Regions from separate parts of the Homo sapiens genome. Here region 1 is linked to region 2. A link is an interaction called in ENCODE POLR2A ChIA-PET data of the cell type or tissue named here. Cell type or tissue: PC-9. All regions are shown on one strand. Links, peaks and the distances in the headings refer to the core of each region. The heading gives the core; the rest is flanking DNA. Region 1 overlaps DISP1 (dispatched RND transporter family member 1). Region 2 overlaps DISP1 (dispatched RND transporter family member 1).

Region 1 (17,014 bases), core at 5,721-13,720, 76 kb before region 2:
AAAAATGTGGAAAAGCTCCAAATTGTCTGTTTCTTTGTTTTGCTCACCTTTTTTCTCTTTTAATAATTTTTGGAAGGAGAAGGGGAGCTTGTAAAGCAAATAAGAATACTGAAATACAAAAACTTTCCCATCAGTCTAGAGAATTCTATTCTAGACATAACTGCAGAATTAACACCACAACTTACAAAGGGACAGTCTCAGGTGGGTGCGGTAACTCACGCCTGCAAATGTCAGTACTTTGGGAGGCCCAGCTGGGAGGATCGCTTGAGCCCAGGAGTTCAAGACTGGCCTGGGCGTGATAGTGAGCCCCTATCTCTATAAAAAATAAAAAAATTAGCTGGGGTGGTGGCATGCACCTGTAGTCCCAGCTACTCAGGAGGCTGAGAAGGGAGGATTGCTTGAGCCCAGGAGGTCAGTGCTGCTGTGAGGCAAGATTGCACCATGAAGAAAGCATACTTTCAGCTTTATGGTAGTAACCAAATTTTTAAGCAAAAAAGTGCTGTAAGTAGCACATTTTAACCTCAAAAGTCACATTGGATTGTATCATACTGTCTTTCTGTGAAAGGCTATTCTGCAAGTAGTAACTTCAGTTCAGCACTGGTAAGTTAGGAAGAAAATATTTGAAAATAAAAAAAATCCGCACTTTGATGAGCATTCTTTAAAAGATTCCCAACAAAAACAAAGCCATTCTTCATATTAAGTATTTCCATGAAACATCACTGGCACACTTGGGCTCTATCATGAAGATGAAACAGATACCCTGCAGACAAGCTAAGCTTGGCCTCTAACCCATTTTTCATGCACCAGAGCTCAATGTTTATGGTCTCTGTCAAGTGATTTTAAGGATAACAAAAACCACAACTACTTGTGTGATGCATTTCCTAAATGCTTACGAGATGCTGACTCAAAAGTGTTGGTCATCTTGGTGTCTAGAACTGTTAAAACTGAACAAAGTGCCAGCTTCTATACAAAATAAACTAGGAAGCATGAGAGAAAGGCTGGGAATGGCGGGACTAACATTTAAAGAGCACCTTGTAAATACTACGTACTTTATAAATGTTCAAAAAAGAAATGTAGCATATATTGAATAACTATTTTGAGCATGAAAAAAATACTTTTTTCTCTTTAAGAGAACAGTGAACTTAGAAATCAAAAGATGTGAAGTTAAAGTCTGGACCCTGAAACTTATTAGTTGAATGATCTTGATGATCTTGAGCAATTCCTTTAATTACTCAGGATTTGTGAGAAAGAGACAATACTTTAAAATGAGCTGGTGTGTGTAACAGTTTTCTATAAACTGTTGAGAATTATCCAAGAGAAAAAAGGTACTACTACCACACTGTTATTTTTTCATCCAAAAATGGCATTCAAACATCAGTTAGGAGTAATGCAAAGACTCATTTAGAGTAAAGCATAAAGTCCCTTTATTCATCAGCACTGTACGCTTTTATGATTTACTTAACAAGATCAACCGATTCTTGCTACTAGCTGAATATGACATAACAATCGATGTTGTCACACCCACAAGCCTAATTAGAATAAGAGACTGTCAGAACTGTAAGAAACCCTAAAAGTCATCCCACTTAACACCTTTATGAAACAAAGGAGAAAAGGGTCCAAGATCATAGAGCAAGTCAATGGCAGAGCCAGGTCTAGAATCCAAATATCTTGACTTGATCCCGTGCTTTATTGGCCACATACTGAAAAGGAAAAGCTGAACACTGATGCAGGCTATGAGGTATTGCTTGTGAACTGAAAATGAAAAGGAACGCAGAAATGGGAAGAGCTTCCTAATCAAAAGCAAATGGCACTTGTGCACAAGAGGGCATATGCAAGGATGTCCACTGAAGTGTGACTTACAATAAGGAAAATAAGTGAGAGCAACCTTAATCTTAATGTTCACTTATTAATAAGAAGATTCTTAAATAACCTTACTGTTCACTTGTTAATAAGAAGATTCTTAAATAAATGGCGGCACATCCATGCAATGGGGCACTACACAATGTGAGTACACATTCATATACAAACATATACATACACATACACTGATATGGAAAGAATTTTAAAACAAAATAATAAGTTTCAAAACAACTCATACTGTATTCATATGAAAAAAGAAAACTAAATACAAAATACGTAAATATATTTTAGAAGCTCAGAAGGGAACTTGGCAAATCAATAGACCTGTTTACCAGAGAGGAAAGAAAAGGATTAGGAAAAGAATAAAAAGTGAGTTTCATTTTGCATTTTTGAATTCCTCATGAGCATATGTTCATAAATTAGTTGTATAATTAAAAAGTGAACTGAATTTTTATAAAGGGTAATTGCATATGTATTCATTTATGTACATGTGATAGAAACATTTTATTTGAAAATTTCTCACTTCTACATAATTTGGGGAGAATGGGGCATCCTGGCTAACTCTAATTTAGATGAAAAGAAGTAACATTATACAAAGATCATACATTTCCATAAACTTAAAATACATTTAATACAATCTATAGTTAATTCTGTTTAATTCACTGCCAGTTTAAGTGATACCAAGTAATTTGATGACCACTGGAATCACCTGGGTAGCTTACTAAAACTAGAGATTTCCAACCCCCTCCCCAGGGATCTGGTTCAGTAGGTCTTGAAATAGAGACTACACAGTCAGAGCTTGAACCACTGTCTTGGACAATTTGCCAGGAAAATATGACCTCCAGACAAGAAAAAATTAGAGAACAATACACTGAAAGTAATTATAACGTATAGGTACAGTACAAACATTACGTGAATGAATGGGGAATAGGAAGATAATATTGGACCAGAGTAGTCCAAAGAATAGCCCCTGAAACTTGACCTAAGAAACAGAATTAGAATTAAGGTTTGACATAAGTAGGTTTCAGATAGAGAAACAGAAAGAAAAGGAAAGGAAACAAACCTTGTGTCAATACCTATAAGCAAAGTCAGTGAGGATTTACTATGAAGGACTAGTGAGGATCACAACTTACTGGATTAGGGGTTGTTTGAGGGGAAGCAAGAGATTGAAGTGGATAATAGAAATAGGAAGTGGCTAAAGTTTCTTGAGTAACAACTGATAGGATAAAAACACTATTTTCGGAGGACTGATTTGGTAGCAATGTGTAGGATGAATTAGCTAGGGGAAATGCTAAAGGGAAGGAGAGCAGGTTAGGAGCTACTGCAGTGACCTAGAATAAAGAGAAAAAAAGGAAAATAATCTTTAAGTAATTTAGAAAGCCTCTGACAATCTTATCAATATGTGAATCAAAATTATAAGCATCTATTGTCATAAATATATATGACATTATAAGAAAATAATTCTGGTGACATTTTGGATAAACCGAAGTTTATATATCCTATGCATGTTATAACATATTTCTATGTTCACTATTGTCTAATATTTTATATAATTATATAAGTACAATTAGAAGTGCCTCAAACTATAATCGAAAATATCTACTGAAGTGAAGTTAGTGATAATTTGAGTTACAACACAAATAAGTTGTTCAAAAGATTAGTCTACAGGTTGAGGGTACGGTTTTATAAGTACATTTTGGAACTTACATTAAGCCTAATTCAACAAATATATTTTATTACCTTCATTAAGATACACACACATTTCTCACTTTCAAAATTTTATGGATCTTACATAAAATACTAAAACCTTTCCACATTTTCACTATAAACTATACAAATTGCATAAAGAGTTTTTGTGTTAATTATAACCTCAGTGAAGATATGTTTGCATTTCTGAAAGTAAGTTCAAATTATGTATTTTATATCTAAGATCCCATCTCAAATTTGCTCATTTGTTAACAGGACAAGGCCTTCATCAATGAGACCACAGATCAAAAGTATAAATACAATCATAATTCATCAATGTGCGGATTCTCTTTTCCTCCAACATTTGCTTAGTTTCAATTTGTAGTTTGTCTACATTGTGTTCAATGTAAGAACTGTTACTTAAGCTTAAAATTACAGAAACATTATTAATCTTTCTTAAGTTCATTTCCCACATATCTTGGATCATTTTGTCCCTACAGAATTATTCGGTATCATACAAGGTTGAGTTTGGAAGGTTAAAAGTCACACCTGCTATGAAAAAAAAAAACTTGGGGGGTGTGGGGTTAAAAAATAATAAAAAATCCACTGTATCAAAATGAACTCCAACGGTGTAACCAATACCTTGCAGCTGTTGTGATATCTTCATTTACAGGCCAGGAGGAGAGACATTTCCCTCAAACTTCTATAGAAATTCTTTAGCTATGCTTTTAAGGACAAAAATATACAGTGAAATTGATTTTTCTTCCTGATCTAAACTTTCTCATGCTTAATCTCTAACTTAAAATTTAAATTTTTGTAACTCAAATCATTGTCAAAAGCTTTAATAAGGATCAAAGCAAAACTCTAACAATCAGCGTTAATAAAAATAATACTGATTTAGAAGGTTTTCTTCTCAAAATCTGAGATTAGAAAAGAAAAAAAATCAACTAAACTTAAAATAATTAAACTGAGGAAATAATGAGACTTTTCTGACGAAAAGTAGGGAAAGCCACAAGATGCTGGGGCTGCATGACCTCAAACTGTAATAATGTCCCTTTTACACTTTGGCACTAGGGCAACCAGGGAAAACTTTAAATTCATTGTATTCAATTTGTCACGGTGTAGATTCTGTTTGCAACTCCAGAATCTATTATACATGCCAGTGACACCCAAATACTATGTGACAACTTTTAGAAACAAATTCTAAGTATAATGTATTTTTTAAAAGACGGCAATGAGAAATCAGAGGACCAGTTTCAAACTGGGTGTTAATCTTGGGTTTTAGCCTCTTTGGCTTCAGTCTCCTCTGTAAAATAAGGAGAGTTAGATTAAATTATTTCTAAGGTCCTTTCCTGCTGTGAAATTCTATTGTATTTTCCTGTGGAATTTTAGATAATTCAAATCACCACATATTTTAGTCTCCTAAAGTATTTCAACACTCTGGCATGGCTAAAGCTAGTGAGCCAGGTTCCTGTAATCAAAATTTGATGTTAAAATATTTCACATGAATAGGCAATAAAAATGATCCCCCCATAAGGTAGGCAAGAACTAGTATTTTAAAATGCTTTGAAAAATAATGCCGGCTCTTTATGTGAACGGCTAGAGACAGACTTTTTAAATGACTAGATAAATGGCTTAATAAAAAAAAAGAGCTCAAAAATGCTTGCTAGGAAGACAGAGCAGAATTCTCCATCTGTCTGCCTTAGATGAAGGTGGAGATTGATGAACGGGTGACACTAATAACACATCCGTGCTGGTGCATGTCACACTGTAGGAAATAACGCCAGGTTACTAAAGATGGTCATGTTGAGATTGCTCAGGAATCGTCTAGTTTACCAACCGAGTGAGTTTTATCAGAAGAGCAAATACGAAAGAGTGCTCAAGTTAAAAGGGGTATTTAAAAATTTCCCAAAGTACTTTTCCTGAGTTTCTCATTTACTATCTCAGAAAGGCAATATACGCCCCTCTTTTTTCATTCTAAAAATTTTCCTTTAGTAGACTTTTTCACTTAATGTTTTGTCTATTCTAAAATATAAAGTTTAATTTTTAAAGGAAGAGGAAAGCTTTAATGAGGAATATATTTTCTGTATTAATGTTGGTTTGTTTTCTGATTATAAAACTAACACATTTTCCTGAAGCCTAAGAAAATGCAGAAAATTACACAATTACCCATATTCTTACTACACAGATAAAACATTGTAACTCTTTTTGATCTATTTTCTCTGAATATTTTTCCTTTTTGCCTAAATATAGAAATTAAATATAAACAAAATTATGATCACACTAGATGCATAAAGTATTATCACTTTGGATTAGCATTTTCCATATAATTAAAATCTTCTGAAAACATGATTTTTAGTAGCCACATGTTCCATTATATTTGCCATTACTTATATATCACACAATTGTAACCATACTACTACGTTACGTTAGATTGCAACTTGTTTCTCATTTATTTGTAAGAATCTTGAATTAAAGCTAGGAAACATCCCCAATTGTGGCAAATAGTTTTCCTAGTTTGTGGTATTTTTCAAGATGGTTTTTGGATAGGCATTAAATTTTTTTTCAACACTTTGTATTTTTCTTTGTAATTTTTTTTTTTTTTTTTGAGACCAAGTTTCACTCTTTTTGCCCAGGCTGGAGTGCAATGGCATGATCTTGGATCACTGCAACCTCTACCTCCTAGACTCAAGTGATTCTCCTGTCTCAGCCTCCTGAGTAGCTGGGATTACAGGTATGCACTACTGCGCCTGGCTAATTTTGTATTTTTACTAGAGATGGGGTTTCACTGTGTTGGCCAGGCTGGTCTCGAACTCCTGACGTCAGATGATCCACCCACCTCAGCCTCCCAAAGTGCTGGGATTACAGGCGTGAGCCACCGTGCCCAGCATTTTCTTAGTAATTTCTATGACTGCTTTTACAATTAAAGAGTCATCCTTGATCCAGATGTTAGTTTTTCCCAATTCCACTTACTTAATAATCTAGGTCAGCTCTATTACTTTCTGATGCTTCAATTACCATCTTTGGTAAAACTCCTTTTTTTTTGAGACAGAGTTTTGCTCTTGTCGCCCAGGCTGGAGTGCAATGGTACTATCTCAGCTCACTGCAATCTCTGCCTCCCAAGCTCAAGCGATTCTCCTGCCTCAGACTCCCAAGTAGCTGGGATTACAGGCATGCGCCACCATGCCTGGCTAATTTTGTATTTTTAGTAGAGACGGGGTGTCACCATGTTGGCCAGGCTGGTCTCGAACTCCTGACCTTAGGTGATCCACCTGCCTCTGGCTCTCAAAGTGCTAGGATTACAGGCATGAGCCACCATGCCCAGCCAAAGCTCTGTTTTAAGGGGGAAAAAAATCTAAAAATTAATTTTGACATAATGTACAGCACCCAATATTGTAAAAATAATAGCTAATCATGGCACACTTGTGCAGCTATGGGATTGAATTTCCAGAGTCTGGCTGAACCGTCCAAATTCATCTTGGTATGGGCTATAGTTTCATGTCATCTAGTAACAGTTATTCACTGAGGTTTAATTAACAGTGGGGATGAACGTAGATTCTGAGTTGGATGGTCTTTCTAGAACTACAACAGTGGTAACAGAAATCTCTCAGTTAACTGGTGCCCATTTTGTTAGCCAGGTTTTGGGAAACTGGGCAGGAGAATAGTGGGAAAATGGGGATCTATTTTCTGATTCCTCATTTCCTGAAGGGGAGTTGCATATGGTTTCTTGGCTTGTAAGAAGAAAAGAATTTTAGTCTGACCCCATTTGAGAATGGGAACTAAGTGGAAGTCAGGAGCCCACTGAGTTATCAAGCAGTTTGACTTTATGGAAGTTTTATGTGTGCTGTGCAGTTTGTTTCATTTTTCCTAGTGTATCCATTGATGTGTCTACCAGTTCTTTTCGCAGAATCACATTGTTTCATTTTGGCTTCAACACAGGCAAGTCCCAGGGCAGAATACATTAAAAAGATCGTAATTCCCTTTTCGAGAATGGGTTTACAGTGTTATTCTTGCATCTGTAGCTTGAAAATAATTCTAGTCAGTGAAAGACCGGAGGATTAAATGGGCCCCAAACCAAATATAAGAACTATAATTCTCTATGGTATGCACATGCTAAATTAGAGTCTAGAACAAAGATCCTGAAGGGGCTTTCAGTTCATTCAGAACAACTTCATAACAGGACAAATGCATGAACACCAAGACTCCCGTATGCTTTCCTTGTGCATATAGATCTTTCTTACAAAGCAAACTCACATTCAATGCCAAGTCAATTGAGCTTACTAAGTTTTCCCAGAACCTGACTTACATCATAGGTTGAAGTATTTTGCAGGAAAAAGTCTTATATATGTAGAATCCAAGGGCTCTCTGTTGTCATAAATGTTCAAATCACCCTTTCTATTCCTTCTTCCTGGCCTTAAATCTGGCTCTTTCATATGGAAAACTTAAATCTTTCTATAATCTTGGCTTGCTTCTAGATACCATCTTTGACAGAGAGATGGAAAAGATGTGTTATGACCTCTCCTAAGAAGGGTTGCCTAAAGACAGCCCTTTATTTTCTCAGCATTATTAAATCATTCATTTTGTCATCTCTTCTCCACACTAAAATTGAACAGTAAGAAATCAAAGATACAATTTCTGCTCTTAAGTACCAAACTAGGAAGATGAGAGGCTAACAGAGATGCAACTGGGAAAGCAAATAAGGGAAGACAGGTGCAAGAATGTGATCATGTCACAAAGTCCTCCACTTCTCAGATTCTGAAATCAAAATGCTGCTTAATGTTGCCATCTTCACATCAAGGGGGAATATTTCTACATATGTATACATGTATATATATAATGTAGATATATATATATGTAGATCTATTCCCCCTTGATGTGAAGATGGTGACATTTTGAAGATGGTGAGGTGGCAACTCAGAGTGGAATTGGGTTTATTAATAATCTCTAGTAAGAGCAGACCTGAAGGGAAATCATCTCCCTTTTCCTCCAACTGCATATATCCTCCCTCCCACTCCATACCAGGAATCCAAAAATTAATAGAGTATTGTCCCTGCCTTCCAAGTGTATATGGACTGGCCAAGAGGGTGAAGGAAGTTTTAAGATTGGTGGTGGGGGGAGTTCTTAAATCCCTTACATCATTCTTTTAAACCATTCTGATTTCACTCAAGTCTTCAGTGAAAGGCACTAAGTTAAAGTGTAGAGTTTGATGCATTTTTACATATGTACACATCTATGTAACCACCACTCAGATCACAATATACAACTTTTCCCAGCACCTCAAAGGCTCACTTGTGCCTCTTCCCAATCAATAATCATACCCTGTCCCCAGAGGCAATCAACATTCAGGCTTCTATCACCACAGATTAGTTTTGGCTAAAGGATCACCTTTTAAAGACAGCCAAAGATAAAAGTTTAAGCAAAACCTTACATAGTTAAAATTCAGGTTAATTCAACTTTATGAAAATACATAAAAATGAAGTCCTAGTAATGTTTTAATCCTATTAATGAGTGACTCCTAGATGAGATTTAATTGATTTTTTTCTCTTGAAGTTTTAGAAATACCTTTTCCAATGACTTATGAGGTATAGATCTTATATAACCTGTAGAAGGCCTCTGATGAGCAACAAAACTTCACTGATCTACAATAAAACTACTACTGGTACTGTTATTTGTCATTATGTTATTTTTCCTAGGTTATTATTTTTAAAATCCATACTATTCTGCCTCCCTACATTTTAGTTTCTTTCCAAGTTTGAGTTCCCACCTGAATCAACAATATCTAGTTACAATAAGTGGGTATACTTACTTAAGTGTAATAAACAAAGAAATGCTTCAGTGTAAAAAATTACACTGATTTACAGTGTAAAACTACAGTGTAAAAATTAACTCTGATACTTTGGTTTGACAGAATATCTCTATCTATCCATCCATCCATCCATCCATCCATTTAGAGACAAGATCTTGCTCTGTTCCCCAGGAGTGCAGTGGCTCATTCATGGCTCACTGCAGCCTTGATCTCTTGGGCTCAAGTGATCCTCCCTCCCTCCTCAGCCTCCCAAGTAGCTGGCACCACAGGCATGTACTACCATGCCCAGGTAATTTTTTTTTAAGAGACGAGGTCTCACTGTGTCGTCCTGGCTTGATAGAATATTTAAATAAAGCTGTCCTGAAGGCTAATGTGAATATAAAAATAACCACAACAGTGATAAATATAGACAGGAAATAGAGATCTGAAATTTTAAAAAGTTGATGGGGGTAAGAAAAAAACTGAGTGAGATATTATGGAAATGACAGTCATATGAAAGGGTGAAAGAAGAGGCTCTGTTAATTGTGAAAGAGGGCAGAAATGGTCGCAGTGCACAGAATAAAAAGAAAGAAAAGCATAAGATCATGGAATGCAGAAAAAGAAAACTGTTTAAGAAGAGGTGGTAAACAGAGACTGCATGCTATAGAACTAAACAGGAGAAGAAATCAAATGAGTTTGTCAAAGGAGTCACTGACCTGGCATTGCCAGGAAAGTAATGGTGACAGAAGAAGTTAGACTCCAGGGCACTAGCAAGAAAAAAGACCATATGAAGTTAAAGTATTAAGTATAATAATATATTTAAAATAACAACAGTCAACATTTACAGACTTTACTATGTGCCAAACACTGACCTAAGCACTTGACATATATTACAATATTTTAAAATTCTTAAAATAATTCTATAAGGTAGGCATAGATTTTACCGATGGAGAACTAAGGCACAGAGAGGTTAAAGAAGTCACCCAAAGCCACATAGTTAAAGAGGCAGGATTCAAACCCAGGCAGCCTACTCCAGAGCCTACATTCTTAACCACTAGGCTATACTGCAGCGAAATTTTCTATTGTTTTCATAAAGTAGAAGGTGCTACTGCCCATGTATGGGTGTTAAGAGAGTAAACTATGATTTGAGTTAACATGGAATAGAAGAATACTTGAAAAAAAAAACTACTGAAGGAAGTGTGCTTGGGAGTTAGCTGTGAGGACTAAGTTGTGACAGAAGCATGAAACCAGAATGGGTAAAATCTGCACCGTTTCCATTTTCTTCCAGCAAGCAGTGTTTGTTAGCCTGGGAGCTGGAGCAAAGGCATCAAAATTCCTGAAGATGACAACACAGAGCTTTAACATTTAAACTAGAAAATTCAGTTCAGATAATTTCTCCAATTACTACTAGCGTTTTCAAAAGCCCACTGAAAAACCCACTGCGTATCCTGCACCAGGTAAGGTGTTAAAGTACAACATGATATAAACAGGCTAAAGGAATTAGGTGGAATTCTTCTTCAGGGTCTGTGCAAGGTAGCACTGTGAATATGCTGTTTCTATGATCTAAAAATGACCAGGGCAGCCTATGACCCATCACCTATACCCTCACGATTATTTGTGTGATCCATGTGATTTCAGTTCTATGATCTCAGGACTGAACCTGCACAGCACCTGCTACGTAGTAAGCACTTGTTAACTGTTTCTTAAGCTATTACTGAAACGAAAAAAAAAGTTATAGCAAGAAAACAAAAAATATTTCATTCTCTTGTGTTTGCACAGCATAGAGTGGTGATTAAGAGGAAGGCTTCGAATCAGACACACTTAAACTTCATTCCACATTCTACCACTTACTAGTAACTTTTTAATTAATCTTCCAAACACTTTTTTTTTTTTTTTGAGATAGAGTCTCGCTCTGTCGCCAGGCTGGAGTGCAGTGGTGCGATCTTGGTTTGCTGCAACCTCCGCCTCCCAGGTTGAAGCGACTCTCCTGCCTCAGGCTCCCAAGTAGCTGGAACTACAGGTGCCCACCACCATGCCCGGCTAATTTTTGTATTTGTAGTAGAGACAGGGTTTCACCATATTGGCCAGGATGGTCTCGAACTCCTGACCTTGTGATCCACCTGCCTCAGCCTCCCAAAGTCCTGGGATTATATGCCTGGCTTTTCTTTTTTTTTAATTAAGGATCAAGATAATTTTATTTAGGCAGAGGACCTGAAAGAGACAATCCCCAAATTAACTTGTAAATGAGATTCTAAGAATTCTTCTAAGTTTTATAACGCTTTATTTTTTTCTCTTCTTTAAAATTTACTTTAAGTTCCGGGATACATGTGCAGAATGTGCAGGTTTGTTATATAGGTATACATGTGCCATGGTGGTTTGCTGCACCTATTGACCCATCTTCTAAGTTCCCTTCTCTCACCCCCAACCCCCCAACAGGCCCTGGTGTGTGTTGTTCCCCCCCAGTGTCCATGTGTTCTCATTGTTCAACTCCCATTTATGAGTGAGAACATGTGATGTTTGGTTTTATGTTCCTGTGTTAGTTCGCTGAAGATAATGGCTTCCACCTCCATCCATGTCTCTGCAAAGGACATGATCTTGTTCCTTATAATGGCTGCATAGTATTCCATGGTGTATATGTACCACATTTTCTTTATCCAGTCTATCATTGATGGGCATTTGGGTTGGTTCCATGACTGTGCTATTGTAAATAGAGCTGCAATCAACATACTTGAGCATGTGTCTTTAATGATTTATAATCCTTTAGGTATATACCCAGTAATGGGATTGCTGGGTCAAATGGTATTTCTGGTTTTAGATCCTTGAGGAATCGCCATACCGTCTTCCACAATGGTTGAACTAATTTACATTCCCACCAACAGTGTAAAGTGTTCCTACTTCTCCACAGCCTCGCCAGCATCTATTGTTTCATGACTTTTTAATAATCTCCATTTTGACTGGCGTGAGACAGTATCTCATTTTGGTTTTGATTTGCATTTCTCTAATAATCAGTGATGTTGAGTCTTTTCTCATGTTTCTTGGCCGCATAAATGTCTTCTTTTGAGAAGTGTCTGTTTATATCCTTTGCCCAATTTTGATGGGGTTGTTTTTTCCTTATAAATTTGTTTAAGTTCCTTGTAGATTCTGGATATTAGTCCTTTGTCAGATGAGTAGATTGCAAAAATTTTCTCCCATTCTGTAGGTTGCCTGTTCACTCTGGTGATAGTTTCTTTTGCTGTGCAGATGCTCTTTAGTTTAATTAGATCCCATTTGTCAATTTTGGCTTTTGTTGCAATTGCTTTTGACATTTTCATCATGAAGTCTTTGTCCATGCCTATGTCCTGAATGGTACTGCCTAGGTTTCCTTCTAGGGTTTTTATGGTTTTGGGTTTTACATTTAAGTCTTAATCTACCTTGAGTTAATTTTTGTATAAGGAGTAAGGAAGGGGTCTACTTTCAGTTTTCTGCATATGGCCAGCCAGTTTTCTCAGCACCATTTATTGAATAGGAGATCCTTTTCCCATTGCTTGTTTTTGTCAGATTAGTTGAAGATCAGATGGTTGTACATGTGTGGTGTTATATCTGGGGTCTCTGTTCTGTTACAGTGGTCTATATGTCTGTTTTGGTACCAGTACCATGCTGTTTTGGTTACTGTAGCCTTGTGGTAAAGTTTGAAGTCAGGTAGTGTGATGCCTCCAGCTTTGTTCTTTTTGCTTAGGACTGTCTTGGCTATACAGGGTGTTCTTTCATTCCATATGAAATTTAAAGTAGTCTTTTCTAATTCTGTGAAGAATGTCACTGGTAGTTTGATGGGAATAGCACTGAATCTATAAATCACTTTGGGTAGTATGGCCATTTTCACAATATTGATTCTTCCTATCCATGAGCATGGAATGTTTTTCCCTTTGTGTCTTCTCTTATTTCCTTGAGCAGTGGTTTGTAGTTCTCCTTCAAGAGGTCCTTCCCATCCCTTGTTAGCTGTATTCCAAGGTATTTATTCTTTTTGTAGCAATTGTGAATGGAAGTTCATTCATGATTTGGTTCTGTGCTTGTCTATTGTTGGTGTAAAGGAATGCTTGTGATTTCTGCACGTTGATTTTGTATGCTGAGACTTTGCTGAAGTTGCTTATCAGTTTAAGGAGTTTTTGGACTGAGACGATGGGGCTTTCTTCTTCTTTTTTTTTCTTTTTTTGAGACAGAGTCTTGCTCTGTCACCAGGCTGGAGTGCAGTGGCGTGATCTCAGCTCACTGCAACCTCTGCCTCCTGGGTTCAAGTGATTCTCCTGCCTCAGCCTCCTGAGTAGCTGGGACTACAAGCGCACACCACCATGCCCAGCTAATTTTTGTATTTTTAGTAGAGACGGGGTTTCACCATGTTGGCCAGGATGGTCTCCATCTCTTGACCTCGTGATCCACCCGCCTCGGCCTCCCAAAGTGTTGGGATTACAGGCGTGAGCCACTGTGCCTGGCGATGATGGGGTTTTCTAAATATAAAATCATATTGTCTGCAAACAGATACAATTTGACTTCCTCTCTTCCTATTTGAATACGCTTTATTTCTTTCTCTTGCCTGCTTGTCCTGGCCAGAACTTCCAATACTATATTGAATAGGAGTGGCGAGAGAGCGCATCCTTGTCTTGTGCTGGTTTTCAAAGGGAATGCTTCCAGTTTTTGCCCATTCAATATGATATTGGCTGTGGGTTTTATCATGAATAGCTATTATTCTGAGATACGTTCCATCAATACCTAGTTTATTGAGAATTTTTAACATGAAGAGATGTTGAATTTTATCAAAGGCCTTTTCTGTATCTATTGAGATAATCATGTGGTTTTTGTCTTTGGTTCTGTTTATGTGATGGATTACGTTTATTGATTTGTGAATGTTGAACCAGCCTTGCATCCTGGGTATGAAGCTGACTTGATCATGGCGGATAAGCTTTTTGATGTGCTGCTGGATTTGGTTTGCCAGTACTTTATTGAGGATTTTCGCATTGATGTTCATCAGGGATATTGGCTTGAAGTTTTCTTTTTTTCGTTGTGTCTCCTCCTGGTTTTGGTATCAGGATGATGCTGGCTTCATAAAATGAGTTAGGGAGGAATCCCTCTTTTTCTGTTGTTTGGAATAGTTTCAGAAGGAATGGTACCAGCTCCTCTTTGTACCTCTGGTAAAATTCGGCTGTGAATCAGTGTGGTCCTGGGCTTTTTTTTTGGTTGGCAGACTACTAATTACTGCCTCAATTTCAGAACTTCTTGTTGGTCTATTCAAGGATTCAACTTCTTCCTGGTTGAGTCTTGGGAGGATGTATGTGTCCAGGAATTTATCCATTTCTTCTAGATTTTCTAGTTTATTTGTGTAGAGGTGTTTATAGTATTCTCTCATGGTAGTTTGTATTTCTGTGGAGTCAGTGGTGATATCCCCTTTATCATTTTTTATTGTGTCGATTTGATTCTTCTCTCTTTTCTTATTAGTCTAGCTAGTGGTCTATTTTGTTAATTTTTTCAAAAAAAAACCAGCTCCTGGATTCATTGATTTTTTGCAGGGTTTTTCATGTCTCTATCTTCTTCAATTCTGCTCTGATCTTAGTCATTTCTTGTCTTCTGCTAGCTTTTGGATTACTTTGCGCTTGCCTCTCTAGCTCTTTTAATTGTGATGTTAAGGTGTCAATGTGACATCTTTCTAGCTTTCTGATGTGGGCATTTAGTGCTATAAATGTCCCTCTTAACACTGCTTTAGCTGTGTCCCAGAGATTCTAGCATGTTGTCTCTTTGTTCTCATTGGTTTCAAAGAACTTCTTGATTTCTGCCTTAATTTCATTATTACCCAGGAGTCAATCAGGAGCAGGTTATTCGATTTCCATGTAATTGTGTGGTTTTTAGTGAGTTTCTTAATCCTGAGTTCTAATTTGATTGCACTGTGGTCTGACAGACTGTTACAATTTCAGTTCTTCTGCATTTGCTGAGGAGCGTTTTACTTCCAACTATGTGGTCGATTTTAGAAAAAGTGCCATGTGGCACTGAAAAGAATGTATATTCTGTTGATTTGGGATGGAGAGTTCTGTAGATGTCTATAGGTCCACTTGATCCAGAGCTGAGTTCAAGTCCTGAATATCCTTGTTAACTTTCTATCTCATTGATCTAATATTGATAGTGGGGTGTTAAAGTCCCCCACTATTATTGTGTGGGAGTCTAAGTCTCTTTGTAGGTCTCTAAGAACTTGTTTTATGAATCTGGGTGCTCCTTTATTGGGTGCATATATATTTAGAATAGTTAGCTCTTCTTGTTAAATTGTTCCCTTTACCATTATGTAATGTCCTTGTCTTTTTTGATCTTTGTTGGTTTAAAGTCTGTTTTGTCAGAGACTAGGATTGCAACTCTGCTTGCTTTTTTTTTTTTTCTTCCCCATTTGCTTGGTTAATTTTCCTCCATCCCTTTATTTTGAGCCTATAACAATAATTTTTCTTTTTTCTTTTCTTTTCTTTCTTTTTTTTTTTTTTTTGAGACAGAGTTTTGCTCTTGTTGCCCAGGCTGGAGTGCAATGGCACAGTCTCGGTTCACTGCAACCTACCTCTCCCAGGTTCAAGTAATTCTCCTGCCTCAGCCTCCTGAGTAGCTGGGATTACAGTCATGTATCACCATGCCTGGCTCATTTTGTATTTTCAGTAGAGACGGGGTTTCTCCATGTTGGTCAGGCTGGTCTCAAACTCCTGACCTCAGGTGATCCACCTGCCTTGGCCTCCCAAAGTGCTGGGATTACAGGTGTGAGCCACCGTGCCCAGCCAACAGTAATTTTGCAAAGCTTAGTTTCTTCATCTATAAAATGAAAATGACAGTAATAGCACTGAATTCCTTGGGTTGTTTTCAGGATTAAATCAGAGAATGCATGTAAAATATAGCACAATGCCTGGCATATAGTAAGGGTTCAATAAAATCATTAATACTATTGTTATAGATTTTAATTGCAATTTTATGCCATTAAAGTCCACTTACTTCACTAGTCACACAAGTTCAGTTCACAAATCAAGTTCCATGTCATAATTTTAAAAAATTCTTTATACTCAGGGAAGAGTGTTCATAATTACAAAATATTTTGGAAAATTTATAGTCACGATAAAATTTATTAAAATTCTTAGAAAGGTAACTTTGTTATAAAAATCACAAATTACTAAAAGGAGATAATAATGTGATGAGAATTAGAAAGAATTTAAATATTATGCAATCTAAATTGCAATGTTGATAAAAAAAAAACTAAACATTCTTAATTGCTTATATGACCTGATATAGTCAAGGACATCATTAATGTAGAAGCCATATATAGCTGGTTACATGTTCATGCAAAGCCTATATATTTGCAGGTGAGAGAAAAGGAAATATATGACTTCAAAATGTTCATCTTTTCCCATTTTGAAACCTTTATGGGATACTGATGTTCTGGTTAAGCATATTCTATAATATAATCTAAATTTTAAAGACTTAATTCACAATGACGAAGAATTGCTTTTCTTTTAAATCAAGAGTTTTAAACAGAATCTCTTAGTTTAACCAAAGAAGACTAAAATATATATTTTCTAAACTATGCAATACAAAATCGTATTTAAAACCATGTTAAATTTACCTCTCTTCAGATATATCTAGACACTGATGATTATAACTATTTCTACCTTCAATAATGAATGTCCACACCTTAAA
Region 2 (17,014 bases), core at 6,093-14,092:
ATCTAGAGCCTAAATTCATAACTGCTGTACTATATTCAATCTCAATTCTACTGATTAATGTTAATAAGGAAATATATATGAAGATTTTAAGAACTAAACTACCTGTATTTTACTTGTTTTAATCTTACCAGCTTACATAATTACACAGCATATCTTAAACCTTTTATTAAACTTTACAGTAAAATTATTTGAACTCTTGAAGTCAGAAGCATTTTGGGGTTGCTAAAAACAAAACCATGATTTTTTAGAAATTTTTCATTAAGGCAACAGACAGCTTTACATAGTACTTAACATTAAACTTCCTCTTGCTGGCCAGGCATGGTGGCTCATACCTGTAATCCCAACACTCTGGGAGGTCGAGGCAGGTAGATGGCTTGAGCCCAGGAGTTCAAGGCCAGCCCGGGCAAGAGTGAGACCCTGTCAAACAAAAAAAAAGAAAAATTTGCTCTTGCTGAGGTGGGTGTGGTAGCTCACGACTGTAATCCCAAGTATTCAGGGGGCTGAGGCAGGAGGATCCCTTGAGCCCAGGAATTTGAAGCTGCAGCGAACTATGATCATGCCACTGCACTACAGCCTAGACAACAGCACAAGATATCATCTCTTAAAAAAAAAATTTCCTCTTGCTCTAGGTTAAACAATCTCATTCCTGTAAGCCAGACAATATCAAACAAGACCCTCACCCTTGGCAGTGAGGACATAATTAAAATGGAGATTTTATTTTGACTAACTGATGCACATAAAAGTTAGCATTTAATGTGCAAAATAACTCTCAACCATTTATTTAATTACTCTTAACCATTTCACCAACTTGAAAATCACCCATGATAATTCATCAACTAAGAAGACATGTTCTAATTCTTTCTCAGGCAGATACTGAAAACAAATAACTTTTTAAAATGTTTTAAACATCCTATGTTAGAATCGGAGACTATTTTCTTGCTCCCCCCACAACTCCTCCCCCAAATTCAAACAGGCTGAAATTTGGGGGAGGTAGCACAATGACATGGAAAGACTGTATTAAACATAATTTCTGTGAGCCTTGGTTTTCTCATGGCCTTGCTGTAGGAATCAAAAAGGTAAAGGACTATATTCATATAAAATATTCTTACATAAGAATATTATATATTCCTATATTTATATAAAGTGTTATTTCAAATAGAAGCTGCTTAAAAGGTATTCATAATTTATTTTGTAAAAAGATATTTAGTTCTTTTCTCCAGAAACATTAAAGATTAAATGTCACAAGGTTAAAATAACTTCATGTTAGATGTGTGCACAAGTAAACCAGATTAGGGCCCAAGTATATCAACTAGATAAGTTAATTTAAACTAGTCAAGAAGTTTAGCTTAGATATACAGGAGATATACGGCAATGAAAGTAACATAATATAACCAAACCCTGAAAGCAGCCTCATACATTATCTATTAAACACTGAAAACAGTATCTTCCCACCAAGTGCAGTAAACTGTCGTGTGGGTCATGTGGGTGACACATTTGAAAATGTTTTAAACCATTAGGCATCTTTTAATTCAAAAAATTTCTGTTATTATTAAATTCCCCAAGCCTCAGCATAACACAGTTACCCAAGTAACAAACCTGAATGTGTACACTTTAATCTATAATAAAAGTTGAAATTAAAAAAAAAAAAACAGTGGTACATGGCACATGTGTAAAATGGTTTAAGGGATAAGTGTATTAATATATTCCTGAATGAATGAACAAATGAAGGAACACTTCAAAAAATTTTTGGCAGGAAGAGTTTCAAGAGTTACAAATTAAGAATTTTCCATTTGTTTTTCAACCAATCACCTTTACTCTTTAAGAACACTCTATGCCACATAAAAACAAAGTTGATACTTCAGTAACTGTGTTCCCTCCCCAACAATCGGCTCTATGATCTCAGTGTTTAAAAAAAAATTCTATTTACCACTTCTGAAAAAGACATTTTGATACTGGCTTCAACTTTTATAATACATCTGCTAGTGCAGGCTTTTTCCACCCCAAACAATGTTTATATCCCTGCAGTTAGATTTCTTCCACATACTATAAGCTATAATCCACATAATAAAAGCTAAAATCCCTGACCAAAACTTTACAGATAAGTGGATTTAATAAGAAAGTGTATGTTTTTCCTCAACGAACATGACTAGTGAATATCAGATGTCACCAGTTCATCTGCAGGACATCAAGATACAAAGCAGGGGAAAAAATTACAGTAAAAATGTACTACTTACTGCGAAGACATAAGACTTAAATATTCCTATGATTCAGATTCGATGGGGAATATACTTTTGAAAATAAATCTGAAATGGACATGTACATGTTTTTACATTACATGTATGTTTAACTAAAACACCAAGTACTTTAGCCTCTGTACATACAGAAAAGTAAATATAATAAAACTGGTATGTATTTTTAAAATAAAAACATTCAAATGAAAGTGAAAGTGATAGATGTTAAGAAATGTTTCCTTGAGGGAGTAAGGCTTACCTCATTATTTCTAGATTTAACCACAACTATTAGGTGCAAAATAAAATGATTAATGACAGGTTCATTGAATTGCCTCCCAGAAGGCTTAATAAAGTATCCTAGAAATACAGTACAACTCCTCATAAATTTAGCCGACAAAGGCTTTTAAAAAGTATACAAAACTATATGCTAACAATATTTTTCATTATTTTTAAAAGTTTCATGTTTTTATTTTTAAACAACTTTGAGGTATAATTTATATACAATAAAATGTACAAATTTTAAACACACAGTGCAATGAGTTTTGACAACGAATAGATGCATCCATGAAACCACAACCTCAATGAAGTTACAGAATATTTCCATCACCACCAAAAGTTCTCTTGTAACCCTCTGTAGTTAATCACCCCACTATATCCCATCACAGGCAAACTGTGATCATTTCTATCATCATAGTTTTGCCTGTTCTAGAACTTCCTAAATGGAACTATATAATATATACTCTTTTGTGCCAAGTCTTTTATTCAACAGATATCTATAAGATTCATCCGTGCTGTCTTTTTATTGCTGAGGAGTATGCCACTGAATGACTATATCAAAATTTGTTTGTCCACTTCCCTATTCATGGATACTTAGATTGTTTTCAGTTTGGGGCTATTACGAATAAGATTCACATGGACACTCATAAGTTAGTCTTTTTGTGGGCACATGTTTTCATGTATGTATGGAATTACTGGGTCATAAGGTACATGCATGTTTACTAAGAAACTCCAAAACTTTCCAAGTGGTTTTGCCATTTCACACTTGTTTTTCATTCTCTCTGATACTTGAAATCCTTGGTCTTTTTCATTTTAGCCATTCTGGCAGTTATAAATGGTATCTCATTGTGGGTTTTAAATAATTTCCCTGATGACTAATGATGATGCTCATCTTTCCATGTGCTTATTGGCCATCTGTATATCTTCTTTGTGTGTCTTTTCAAATCTTTGCTCACCTCTTAAAAGTTGTTTGCCATGTAAGAGTTCTTTTAACATTCTAGATACAAGCCCTTTGTCACACATTGTATTACAAATATTTTCTCCTACTTTGTACCTTGCTTTTTCTTTTTACCTTTTTTTTTTTTTCTCTGAGATAGAGTCTCACTCTGTCACCCAGGCTGAAGTGCAATGGTGCGATCTCAGCTCACTGCAACCTCCACCTCCTGGGTTCAAGCAATTCTCCTGCCTCAGCCTCCGGAGTAGCTGGGATTACAGGCGCCCACCAGCACACCCAGCTAATTTTTGTATTTTTAGTACAGACGGGGCTTCAACATCTTGCTCATGCTGGTCTCAAACTCCTGACCTCAGGTGATCTACCTGCTTTGGCCTCCCAAAGTGCTGGGATTACAGGCATGAGCCACCGCGCCCAGCCTCTTTTTTTTTGAGACAGGATTGTGCTCTGTCACCCAGGCTGGAGTGCAGTGGCAGGATCATGGCTCACTGCAGCCTTGACTTCCCAGGCTCAAGAAATCCTCCCATTTCGGCCTACCGGTAGCTGGGACCACAGGCATGCATCACCATGCTCAGCTAATTTTTTTCATTTGTAGAGACGGTGTCTCCCTATGTTGCCCAGGTTGGTCTCGAATTCCTGGATGTAAAGCTATCCTCCCACCTGGACCTCCCAAACTGCTGGGATTACAGGCATGAGCCACTGCACCTTGTAGCCTCGCTTTTTCATTTTTTAAATGGTATCTTTTGAAGAGCAGAAATTTGTAATTACGATAAAGTCCAATTTATCAACACTTTAAAAAATCTTATGAATAGGCTTTTTAAAAAATCTTGAGAAATCTTTGTGCCTTTCCTAAGGTCACAAAGATTCTCTATGTTTTCTTCTAAAAGTTTCATAGCCTTAGGTTTACAGCATTTAGGTCTATAATCTACTTTTAGAAAATTTTTATATTTGCTGTGGGATAGAGATCAAGTTTTCCCTCTCCACCTGCAAGAGATCCAGTTAACCCATCATATGTGGAAAAGACTGATCCTTCTCCATTGAATTACCTTGGCACCTTTGCTGAAAAATCAGCCGGCCATGTATGTGTGAGTCTTTCAGGACTCTTTATTCTGTTCCATTGATCTGTTTATCAATCATGTTATTTTAAAGAGATAAAATGTACATTAATTATTCTGTTTGTTATAAACAGTCAGAACTGGGCAACTACTGATGTATTCCCAGCATTCCCTCACAAAGGAAAAGAAAATCACAGATTGCGAAAAATGATGAGATAAATGGCAGAAGTTTGTATTTCATCATTTTTTTAAAAAATCAGTTATTCTTAAAACAATAAATATAAGCCAAATTAACAGTAAAATGTGTTGAATTTATTTTCTAAGTTGACTGGTATTCGGTTAACTACTTGGAAAGAGTACAGTGGCAAAAAAGCACCAAGGTCTACAAAAGGTTCCTAATGAGCCTTTCAGAATTTCCCTGATAACTTCAGCTGAGCATTCAACTGGACAGTATCTCCTTAGGCTCATCCCTGGTCAGCTGTTCCAAACCATAACAACCTACCTCTGGTATCTCAGCCCTGCCCTTTGCCCATCACAATTAAGAAATGTGAGTGTACTCCTTTGGAAAGAAAACTGAGACTATTCTCTAGATTTTCAAATGCATCTGTATTTCTACCCATCCTGAAATCCTTCCCCCAAAATAAGGAAAGAAGAAAGGGTGTCCCTACTCAGATGCTTATTTTTCTACCTGTGGGTCCTTAATCCCAGCCTTTGGGTCAAATCAATCTCTTAGGTGGTGTTTCTAAATCTTTAGGAAATAAATTGGAATCTACAAGAATTCTCAATCTCGTAGGTTATTCTGTATTTTTCAAATATTTATTTATGTGTTTTAAAATAATAATGATGGCACCCGCAGCCCGTCTGGAGCAGCCGCTGCAGCGTCGCCGGCTGTAGCAGGGGAGGCACAGCCGGGTTCGTGGTGCCTGTTCCAGGGAGCCAGCGGGAGCGGGAACAGGTGGGAGCCCCACCCATTTCCGAATTGGCAAAGCAGGAGCCCCATGCTCCCAGGCGCAGCTACAGCCACCCAGCCATGGCTGCGGACCCAGGCATCTCTGCACTCTTGGGGGCCCGAGAAGCCCCCTGCCCCCACAGGCTTGGAAGTGACTGCTCCTGCTGCCTGGCCTCCCCCTGCTCCCTGCTCCCAGCACTCGCTCTGATTTGGGAGCAAAGTTGAAGCCGAGTCCAGGCGCTGTCGCAACCCGGGCGGGTGTGTGCACAGTTGAGGCAGTGCTAACACTCCAGCCCCCTGCTGCCTCAGTCCCCTCTGGACTTTGGGTGCCTACAAGTATGGGAGGGAGCCCGAGGGGGCACTGAGGGTGGCTCAGCATTGGCCTGCAGGTGCCTCTCTGCAGGAACAGCCTGGGCGCGATGGACTAAAGTGACTTACGGTGTCAGGAGGCAGACTGGCTCCTGGGTGGAAAGGGGTAGGTCCCTGGTGAAGCCCCACCTTCAAGCCAGGGACGGCCTGAAGCCTGGGGACCGGGCTGTCAGTTCTAGGTGAAGTCTGCACCGGGAGTGAGAACTTAGGGAGCTTTTTCTGGGCCCAACCATGGATCAACCAGTACACACTTCCTGCCTTATGAGACCCATAACCACCCACCCAGTCAGATTCACACAGACATGGGGACTACCGGCTGGGAGAAGGAACTACCCACTTCACGTCTCCTCAACTTGTAGGGATGACCTGCCTGCGGGAGGGAGCTACCCACTTCGGGTCTCCTGAGAACTGTTCTGCCACTCAATGAAGCTCCTCTCCACCTTGCTCACACTCCAGTTGTCCATGTACCTCATTATTCCTGGACACGGGACAAGAACTTAGGACCTGCTGAATGGCAGGGCTGAAAGAGCTGTAACACAAACAGGGCTGAAACACGCCCCCACTCCATTAGCCACGTTGTGGGCAACAAGAAGGAGAGAAGGGAGCCCACATCTAGGAGCTCCCGGAGCCAGGGTTGTGACACTCTCTTTGGGGCTCTGCAGTTCCTGGCATCTCCAAGCTTCCAGGCACCACCACATTCCCCTCATCCAGACATGGGTGCCCGCAGTGGAAGCTGCATGCAGTACATCTGGTCAAGCCGCAGCCTTCCATGGAGTCAGTGCCGGCGCCTGGGGCTGCCCGCCCTGCCACAGCAGCTGATGTGCCTAGCTGTCTGTGCACAGCAGCCAGACCTCACACTCACTCGCCCACACAGCCCTCACCGCTCCATGCCTGGCTTGCCTTTGGCAGGTGTGGGATCCGGGCCGGTAGCATGAGCCAAGCACAGCCTGCCAGGTCGAGTGGGCGGAATGAGGCCAGCAGGCACAAGCAGTGCTCAGGAAGAAGGCTCCGCCAGCTACAGAGGTTTCCAGTTGGCGAAGTAACATCCCAAGGATCCCATGACAATAATGAGTGACAGTAATTATTATATACAGTGAATAATTTTTCCATGATAGGGTTATTATCCATTTAATAGAAAACCACTAAAGTTTTAGTAGTTTTCTTAACACAAAAGATTTAATAATAAAGGCATGGTTTATAATTATCAACCAATATATTGTGGTATTGTGATAAGATCGATATTTTCGTAACATAAAAATGATCTATACCTGATATAGACATCTAATAATAGAAAACATCAAGTGAAGTAAACATTAACACATGTCAAATAGAAATTATTTAAAAATTTACAGATGATATCACAAATATTTGATATTTAAAAGCCACCAATTTTTAATAAAAATTTAAAACACATAAAACATTAATTGCCTTGAGACTTGACTTTTATTTCATGACAAACATTCCAGACATAGAAAACTTTCTTTCATGTTGCATAGATGTTGGTGTGATCACCAAGCTGGACATTCAAACACATTTTGCTTCATTTAAGCTCATTTTCTTCTTTAACAATAAAAATATTTTGTATGCTTGCACTGATTTCGGTTTTGCCATTAAAGTGAATATTGCTTTGCTAATCCAGATTACAGATGTTTCTGATTTCACATCAAAGTGTTCCATAGCCACACTGTGATCATCTCTTGCATTTATTCTGTCAAAAGTATTTACAAATAATCGTAGCCTGTAGCAGATACCAAACACTGGAAGCCCTCAGCAAACATTATTAGGTATAGTATTCAAGTAACGTAACATTCAGATCTCCTAGCAACATTAATAGCATTACAAAGAATCACATGTCCAAATGACCAATTTAAGATTTTGCTGTCAAAACTTATTATTTCTCGGGACACCACTCACTGGAATCATATACAAAATATACTATGTGAATAAGCTTATTCATACTTACGTTATTTGCAAGAATGATTCACCATTAGCAGTAGTCAGGGCTAGGAATACACACTAGTACACGGCAAAGCCACAATAAGACGTGAAGCTTTCTGTCCTGTGTTCCTCTCCAGCTTCCCAGAAATAGCCATCTTAACCTTTGACTCTCTGTGTCATGTTTCCTGCTGTTGCTGCAGACTTGATGTCCATGAATTTAATCAGTAACCTCTGCCTTGACTGCTAAACGTGAAGGAAAATTACAATACCCTGCCTGTTTTCCTGATTTCCCCACCAAATTTTTCAGCATTTGGGAATCTAGAAAAACATAAAATTCCTGAGAAATGCCAGGAAGCAAATCCTAAATGGGAACACTTCTCTTACGTATCTTTATGTAAGGTATCACTCCCTCCTCTCCTCTCCTCTCCCCACCCCCATTAATTTTCTTGCTCTTGGTTTTCAGTCATACAAGATCTTCCTAAGCTCTCTACCATCTTCTAAAACTTGTATGTGCTTCCCTGTATCACCTTCCCTTCATTGCCAATTCTTAAGATAGTTGTTTATATTTACTCCTTCTTCTTCTCCATTGGCCTTTTACTCCTCAACACACACACACCCAAATCCTGGCTTCCACTTTCACTATTCTATAACCTGTTGTACTCACTAATCACCTCAAACTGGCAAATGAGATCAGATCTCTCTCCAGGTCTCATCCTACTTTACCTTCATGTAGCATTTGATGCCATCAACCAATCCCTCCTTCTCAAAACTCTCTTCTAGCTTGGTTTCCCAAGCAGTAATCCATCTACTTTTTCTTACTGCATATTGTTTTTCCTGCTTTTTTGTTTTTTTTGTTGGCTTTTTATTCTGGCCCCCTCTTTAAATATGGATGTTTTTTAAGGTTCTAGGTCTCAGCCCTCTCATCTAAAAGCATTCTTCCTGAGTAATTTTAGCCTACTTTTGACCTATAATATAGTTTACTTCCAAATCCTTATTTCCAGCTTCAATCTTTCCCTTGATCTATAGAAAGAAATTTCTATCTTTCTACTGGATATCTCTACCTGAAAATGGTGAAAATACTTTCATCACAGCTATAGGTAGGAAATTATCTTTGATTATTCCTTCCTTCACAGCATGTTCAGCTGGTCATTAGGTCCCCTCTATCTATTCTACCTTCAAAATGTCTCCGGAATTGTCACTTCACTCTTCCTCTCAGTTTCTATGCTTCAGCTACACTTCATTTCTTAAATGAGCCATGCTTCTCCAACACAATACCTTCACACATGCTGTTCTCTCTTCCTGAAAAGTCATCCCCCCTCCTCTCTTCATCTAGCTAACTCCTGGTATTACGGGTTGGATTATGTCCCCCTCAAATTCATATATTGAAGTCTTAACCCTCAGTACCTCAGAATGTGACCTTATTTGGAAATAAAAGCTGTTGTAGATGTAATTCGTTAAAATGAGTTCATACTGGAGTAGGGTGGGTCCCTACTCCAGTATGACTGATGTCCTTATAAAAAGAGGAAATCTGGACACAGACAAGCACATGGGGAGAACACAATGTGAATGTGAAGGCAGATCAGGCTATTGTGTCTACAAACCAAGTAACACCAAAGATTTCCAACAAACCACCAGAAGATAAGAGAGAGGCATGGAACAGATTCTCCCTCATAGCCCTCAGAAGGAACCAACCCAGCCTACATATTGGTCTTGGACTTCTAGCCTCCAGAACTGAGAGACAATACATTTCTGCTGTTTAAACCACCCAGTTTGTCATACTTGTTATGGCAGCCCTAGAAAACTAACACCTAGTTGTAGCTCAGATTTAAGCTCAAATGTTACTTCTTCCAGAAGTCTTCCCCGATTCCCCCAAAATGAACTATCCCTTATCTCCCTCATTTATCAGCTCTCATAAACACTCATTGCTTTTCCTTTACAGCATTTATCATATTTATCTATGTGATTAATTATACTAAAATTATCTCCTCTACTAGTCTGTAAAGTAGATCAGCTCAGGTACTTCATTAGTTCTCCCTGTATTACTCACTTTGAAGTACTGATCCCTATCTGAAATGATCTTAATCATTTATTTAAGCACTTACCACATTTATTACTTATTTCTCCCTCCACAAAGCACAACCCTAAATTATAGAACAGTGTCTGGCACATAGTTGGTGTTCAACAATTATCTACCAAATGAACTAATGCATAAACTCCAATAGAAGAACCCATAAATGTTTTGCTCACTAATGATTATATATCCAGTTCTTAACATATAGAAAGCTGGTCATATAGAAAGCAATAAATAATTATACATGTTGAATAAATGAGCCTACTTAATAAGTATTTCACTATAAGGAAGCTTATCACTTTAAAAAATCACTTGTAAATATTAACAGTTTGGAGATGATAACCTTTCATATGCTAAAGTAAATCTTTTTTAGTTACATTAATTTACTTCTACTTTCCAGTTGATATTTAATATTTAGAAACATATGCCAATAAAACAGCTTGAAAGGCACAGCTCTAAGCTATGACTGGTTTCAAAATGATTTAAATTCATAGAATAAAAATACAGAACTTCACTACTTCCTTGGTTAAGGTTTCTGCTCTGAAACAACAAAATGGAAAAGTACAAGTGTAAAAGAAGTTTTCAAGATAATGAAATCAGAAATTGTCTTCATTTTATATTACTGCAGTAATGCTGACAACAGTAAGTAATTTTTAAAAGATATTTTTACCCATTATCCCATGTCTCTTAACCTAACAGGCATTTCCTGTTTCTGTGTTTTGTGTAGTCTTTGCCCCAAGGCATATATAGTTCATGTAGTTATAATAAAACGTGGCTCTGTGAAAAAAAAAAAAAATAGTTGCATGGGGAAAATGATAAACCAACCCAATGAAAAATTTACATTTGGAAGAAAAATTGTATCACAAAAGCCAGAAGATATTATCCCAAGTGCTACTGTTTGCATTCTCTCATCTTTAATCAGAAAATCTCTTGAAAGAGTTCCCTTTAAACAGGAGGCTTAAGGAACTGAGGAAAAGCATTTCCTGGAAGAAAACAGAATCACCCATCCTCAATCAGTTCAGCAGACAAGGTATACAAGGTAACTAGATACCAAGCAAAACCCTGGCTTTCAAAGGATTAAACATCAATTTATTTAATACTAGCCTACTTAGATTTTGAGGGTTTTTTCTTCTCCTGTTCTTAACATAAAACTTCTTGACCTCAGAAGAATCCCAATACCTTTTCCCAAAATATGCCATATAGTGTAATAAAAAATATAAAATATACTCCACCCAAATTATAAAGTGTGTTTTTAAAGAGTTGGAATCTTAGGGGAAAAAAACATTTATCTTAAATGTCTCAAAGTAACATTCCCAACACACAAAAAACTGATAAATGTTTGAGATGATGGATATTCCAAGTAATCAGATTGATCACTATACATTATATGTATAGAAACATCACTATGTACTCCATGGATATGTACAATTATTATTTGCCCATTTAAAAAATTTTTTGAAGAAAGAGAAAAAAGTAAGCAACTGAATAAACTAAGAAATCTCTTCACAGCCTTTCAAATAGAAACACACACACACACACACAACTGACAAAGCCAGTTACTCAAGATAAAGTTGTCACTAAAATAACAAAAAGAAACCTTGCATTTTAATTGTTCTATAAAAGGTAATATTGTTGATGTTTAAGACGATTTGGTTACTCTCTCAGTATGTGGGAGAAAATAAAAATTTTCTAAATACTTTCTGGCTTGCTTTTTATCTTCAATGTACAACAGAATACATTCTGATAAACGCACTACATAACTCAAAATTTAATACAGCTTCTCCCATTACTTTGGGCATTCTAATTTCACAATTTTTATGCTACCCCACCCTCGGCATTCCTTTGCTCCATAAAAAAATTTACTTAAAGTAAAACTTTTTACCCTTTTTACCCAATAAAAATACCAAAGAAAATTGTACTTTAAAAAAACTTTTCCTTAAGATTGGCTTCTTCAGCTTGAAATTTTTAACTTTTTAAAAGATGGTTTGTTCAATGTATATAATGTGTGTAGAGATTTGCTCTGTCTCATTCACATGCATGCAGTAAGTAGCCAGCCTATATTTCATATGTGATACTCATTATGATTGGCTAGTAAATCTAAATTTAAAAATTACTAGCGAGACTTTCTTTCCATTACACACTGATCACTTAGAAGTGAGCTCAGGAAACTCAAGTAGGACTATGTTGTGATATTTCAGGTAATTTTATAAAGCTAAACCATCTCCTAGAAATGTTCTTAAATGAAACAACTAGTATGAAATGCAACCTGCTCCTAACAGTCAGGCAGATCAATTTTGAAAATCCACCCAAAATTGTGAACTGAAACTTCTACAGTCAACATTTCAGGGATCTGAAGCCAAGAACCCAAAAGGGTCCCAACCTGAACCCAGATTTAATATCAGTGACTGAAATAATGAAATTATAATGGTTCAGCAGTGCCACTTCTCTGCTATTGTGACCTCTATACCTTGTTCCAATTGGTCAAATTAGGACAAAAGATCTGTTTCCATTCTCAAAGACATCAACATTTTGAACATAAAAATATTAAAAACAAAAACAGGCCGGGCGCGGTGGCTCACGCCTGTAATCCCAGCACTTTGGGAGGCCGAGGCGGGTGGATCATGAGGTCAGGAGATCGAGACCATCCTGGCTAACAAGGTGAAACCCCGTCTCTACTAAAAATACAAAAAATTAGCCGGGCGCGGTGGCGGGCGCCTGTAGTCCCAGCTACTCGGGAGGCTGAGGCAGGAGAATGGCGTGAACCCAGGAAGCGGAGCTTGCAGTGAGCCGAGATTGCGCCACTGCAGTCCGCAGTCCGGCCTGGGCAACAGAGCGAGACTCCGTCTCAAAAAAAAAAAAAAAAAAAAAAACAAAAACAATGTGACATTTATAAATTACCTAATTCAGGAAACTATTATGTTTAAAACTAACATAAATATTTTGAACTATGAATTTAAGAGTAATGAAGAAGAAAATACGAGTTTCTTTATCTCAACTGCCTGAAAAATGCCCAGATATTCTGGCTACAATCAGAACAGCCAATCAGAAGGATGACATACAGGCAGGAAAATAAGGGCTTGTACTTCAGGTATTCAAACAAGTATTTTAAAAATGTGCCTGCCTTAACAAGCAACATTTTAAAGTGTAAGAGGGTAATACACACCAGCTTTCAGTTTCCAATTTCCCATTAATCTGACATCAAGAAAGAAACCTGATAACTTGGTATCTCTGAAACTGAACCTTCAGCTTCTGTGATTATTTTTCCCCCATTCGAAATCCTTTTTAGCTGGTTTTAAAAAATGTCTCAATCACAAACTTTGTGTTTATGTAAAGTTGTGCATTTATCTATAAACAAACCCTCCCCAGAAATGACTGCAGTTAAACATGCCAGTGCCCAAAAAATTCTGAGAGATGCATGACATCAAACTAGGAATTCCCATAAGGAATCATTTTGAGCAACTAATCCTCTGCCTCTAGGTAAACTAGATTAATTCCAAATGATCTCTCTCAAAACTCTTATGTAAATATGATGTTTCAAATCACTTACAGCTACTTTCAACTCTTTTTTGGCAAAGGATTTTTGTTTCTAGGCTTCCTAGGTCAACTCATTGGCCCTATGTAAGTAAAGATTGCCTTGAATCACTCTTCTTCAAAGGAAACACAACATAAATGGTCTCTCAAAACAGTTCTGACATCAAAGTACGATCTGGCTTCCTATACCTTCAGAATTGACAGGGTTAATCTATGCAAGTTAAGGAACTTCAAAGAGCTGGCACCTAGCCAGCCACATTTGTGCTCAGTTGTCTTCTTCTATACCAAGTTAATCCTCCTTAAGGAAGAAATGTAGGTATTATTACCAGGGAGATCTAAACTTTATCTTCATAGAGTCAGTGGAGCTTTATCTGAAAATAAGTTTGGCTGGCTTTTGCAATGTGATTTTTAAGCACATAGTAGATGCTCAATAAACATTTCATGACTACATGAACGTCTGAACCCGACAGCATATGAAACTAGTGCAAACTAACAGGTGTGGTAGCTGCTCCTATCATTGGTATTATTGCCTAATAAACCTCAAAGCGTTGCTTCTGTTGCTGTCTCTACCATTCTGTCAACACTCACTGTTCAGATTTTCTATAGCCTACCTCTCTTTGCCATCAGCATCAGAAAAATGTAGAAGTATAAAAGGAATTTGTGTATGAGCTCCATTATCTGAGTTGGAAACGTGTCGCTGAAAGGTCTTTTCCCTCATCCCCTTGTCTCCCCATGATAGACATGGAGGAACTCTGAATGCTACATTATATACATAGTTTAAGCCTATACATCTCCTTCCAAGTTGCCCTATGAAGTAGTTTTCAAACTTATTCACATGGCAAAGCACCAGAAAATCGTGATGCTTTTATATTTAATTCTATCATACAAATTAGGAATAATCTCAGTAGGAGAAAATACTAGTCCGTGTGTATGTGTGTCTGTGTGTGTGTGTGTGTATCCCCATGATAGACATGGAGGAACTCTGAATGCTACATTATATACATGTTAGTACATATACGTATATTTCCTCACTCTGCCCACTCAAAGGACCCAGAAGCAATGACACCAAGGAGCAGGAAGCACATCTAGCACTCAGACTTGGTTTCTAAATGCCATTCTTCAATAAAAGAAACCAGGAGCCCGGGCAACATAGCAAGACCCTGCCTCTAATAAAAATTAGGAAATTAGCTAAGTATTGTGGTAAGCAGCTGTAGTGCATACCACAACACTTGGGGAGGCTGAGGCAGGAGGATCACTTGAGCCCAGGAGAAAGAGGCTGCAATCAGCTGTGATTGCACCACTGCACCCTAGCCTGGGTGACAGAGCGAGATCTTGTCTCAAAAAAAAAAAAAAAAAGAAAAGAAATCAGGGCTCCTTGGAGCTCTAGGGTGGGTGCTGGGAAAATATAAGATGAGCCTGGAATATCTTGTGGTACTTCAAAGTATGGAAGTGCTCAAAAACATGTGGAACGGACACAAAAACCAATTCAAAGGAACTCCAAATGGCCAAAGATGGAACAATTTAAGCAAAAATATAAATTAATAACAGTATTGGATTATAAGCCATGGAATAAAATAAATATTCATGAGGCCATACTTACATAAACAAATGAGGAAGAAGAAATGGATCTTCCTTACAGTAGCTTTCCAATTACTGAATGTAGAAGAAATGTAGAAATTTAAAAGCCATCATTAGACAGGCCAGGTGCGGTGGCTCACCCCTGTAATCCCAGCACTTTGGGAGGCCGAGGCGGGCGGATCACGAGGTCAGGAGATGGCTAACATGGTGAAACCCCGTCTCTACTAAACACACAAAAACAAAATTAGCCGGGCGTAGTGGCGGGCGCCTGTAGTCCTAGCTACTCGGGGGGCTGAGGCAGGAGAATGGCGTGAACCCAGGAGGCGGAGGTTGCAGTGAGCCAAGATCGCGCCACTGCACTCCAGCGTGGGCACACAGCGAGACTCCGTCTCACCAAATAAATAAATAATAAAAAGTCATCATTAGACACATACCATAGTAATAATTGTAGGCAAGAACCATCAGTGGATGCTAAAATCAGTGAGCAAAAGATACTCATTAATCATGAAGGGAAAAATAGTAACTTTACAGAGTAAAAACTGGGCAGACACCTTAACCAAGTGATCAAAGTTAACATCACCAATAAGGCATACGGACACCATATACCCCTGATATGATGCATTAAGACTTATACAGCATCCCTTCTGTAGGATGCATAGCCAAAAATGCATAGCCTCCATCTAAATATGAGAAAACATAAGCTATACCCAAATTGAGGAACATTTTTAAAAAGAAACCTTAAAAATGCTCTTTAAAATTGCCAGGGTCATGAAAGATAAAGACAGACTGGAGAACTATCACACATTAACAGATTGGAAGAGACTACGGAGACACAACAATTTAGTACAGTGTGGGATCCAGGATTGGATCTGGGCCAGAGAAAGGATATAAGTGAAAAAACTGGCAAAATTGAAATTAATAGAAGTATTATAATAATATTAGTTTCCTTGTTTCAATAATTGTGCTATGGTTATATAAGATATTAACATGAAGAAAAGCTGGGAACCCAGGAACTCTATGAAAGTTTTCTGAAAGTTTAAAATTATTTCAAAATAAAAAGTTAAAAAAAAAAATCCCTGGGCCAGGTGAAGGGATAAGAATTTCAAGGGAGAGAGCCAAAGTGATTCAAATTCAGTTATCTGGCAGGAGTTTGGGAAGTTTATTCAGCAGCAGTGGTTAAAGAGGAGAATAACAGATCCAAACAGTAATTATCTACTGAGAGTCAATTATAGGACAGGCACTCTATTAGGCTACCAAGATGAATAAGAAAAGATGGGTCCTGGTCTTCAAAGAGCTGTAAGTTCAGTAGCTTTCCTTACAATCAGAGCCCCTCTCACCTTATAAAATATAAATGGAATGCCTTCTATTTTTGTACAGGTGTATTTTGCATTTTGTCTACTTGTAAGCAAACACAGTATACTGTCAGTTTTCCTTGTTTTAAGTATAGAATTGTAACACTACACAGCGTACACTTCCAGAGCCTAGTATATATTTTAACAGACCTTTTTGCAAGCACACTTACCACCATATGTGTATAACTAACAATATGCTTATGCCTGTGCACCTCTCTCTTAAAACTCTTGAACAGCTTGTCTCTAAACAATGTATAATCTTTATTTATTTATTTATTTTGAGACAGAGTCTCGCTCTGTCGCCAGGCTAGAGTGCAGTGGCACGATCTTGGCTCACTGCAACCTTTGCCTCACGGGTTCAAGGAATTCTCCTGCCTCAGCCTCCCAAGTAGCTGGGATTACAGGCATGTGCCACCACGCCCAACAATTTTTGTATTTTTAGTAGCGACGCGGTTTTACCATGTTGGCCAGGCTGGTCTCAAACTCCTGACCTCGTGATCAGACTGCCTCGGCCTCCCAAAGTGCTGGGATTACAGATGTGAGCCACCGTGCCCAGCCATCTTTATTTTGAAAAATGTGGACATTGAAAAAAATGTTTCCATAAAAACTTTGTATATATGTACATTGTTGGTGGTGGTGGCGGTACTGTTACTGCTTCTAAATTTTTTTTTAGGATTAATTTTTATGCTTGGAATTAATGTGTTAAAGCGTA

Evidence for each region. ChIA-PET counts read pairs that join two places held together with the same protein. Peaks named below come from ENCODE experiments on the same cell type or tissue, not always from the same donor. Only the 100,000 strongest peaks of a DNase experiment are listed, where the experiment ranks them.
Region 1: POLR2A ChIA-PET joins it to region 2 with 14 read pairs; 2 of 35 experiments call an interaction of 5 or more read pairs at or near these places.

The regions. Positions count from the first base shown.
Region 1 is chr1:222,958,511-222,975,524 of GRCh38, reverse strand. The region is part of intron 3 of DISP1 (dispatched RND transporter family member 1); the gene reads right to left. Among named protein-coding and RNA genes, the nearest start is that of DISP1, 150 kb to the right of the region's middle. In PC-9, for the core only: no CTCF peak of the experiment used is centred there; no DNase peak of the experiment used is centred there.
Region 2 is chr1:222,883,184-222,900,197 of GRCh38, reverse strand. The region is part of intron 1 of DISP1 (dispatched RND transporter family member 1); the gene reads right to left. Among named protein-coding and RNA genes, the nearest start is that of DISP1, 77 kb to the right of the region's middle. In PC-9, for the core only: no CTCF peak of the experiment used is centred there; a DNase peak (open chromatin) is centred at 10,547; H3K27ac peaks cover 1,006 bases.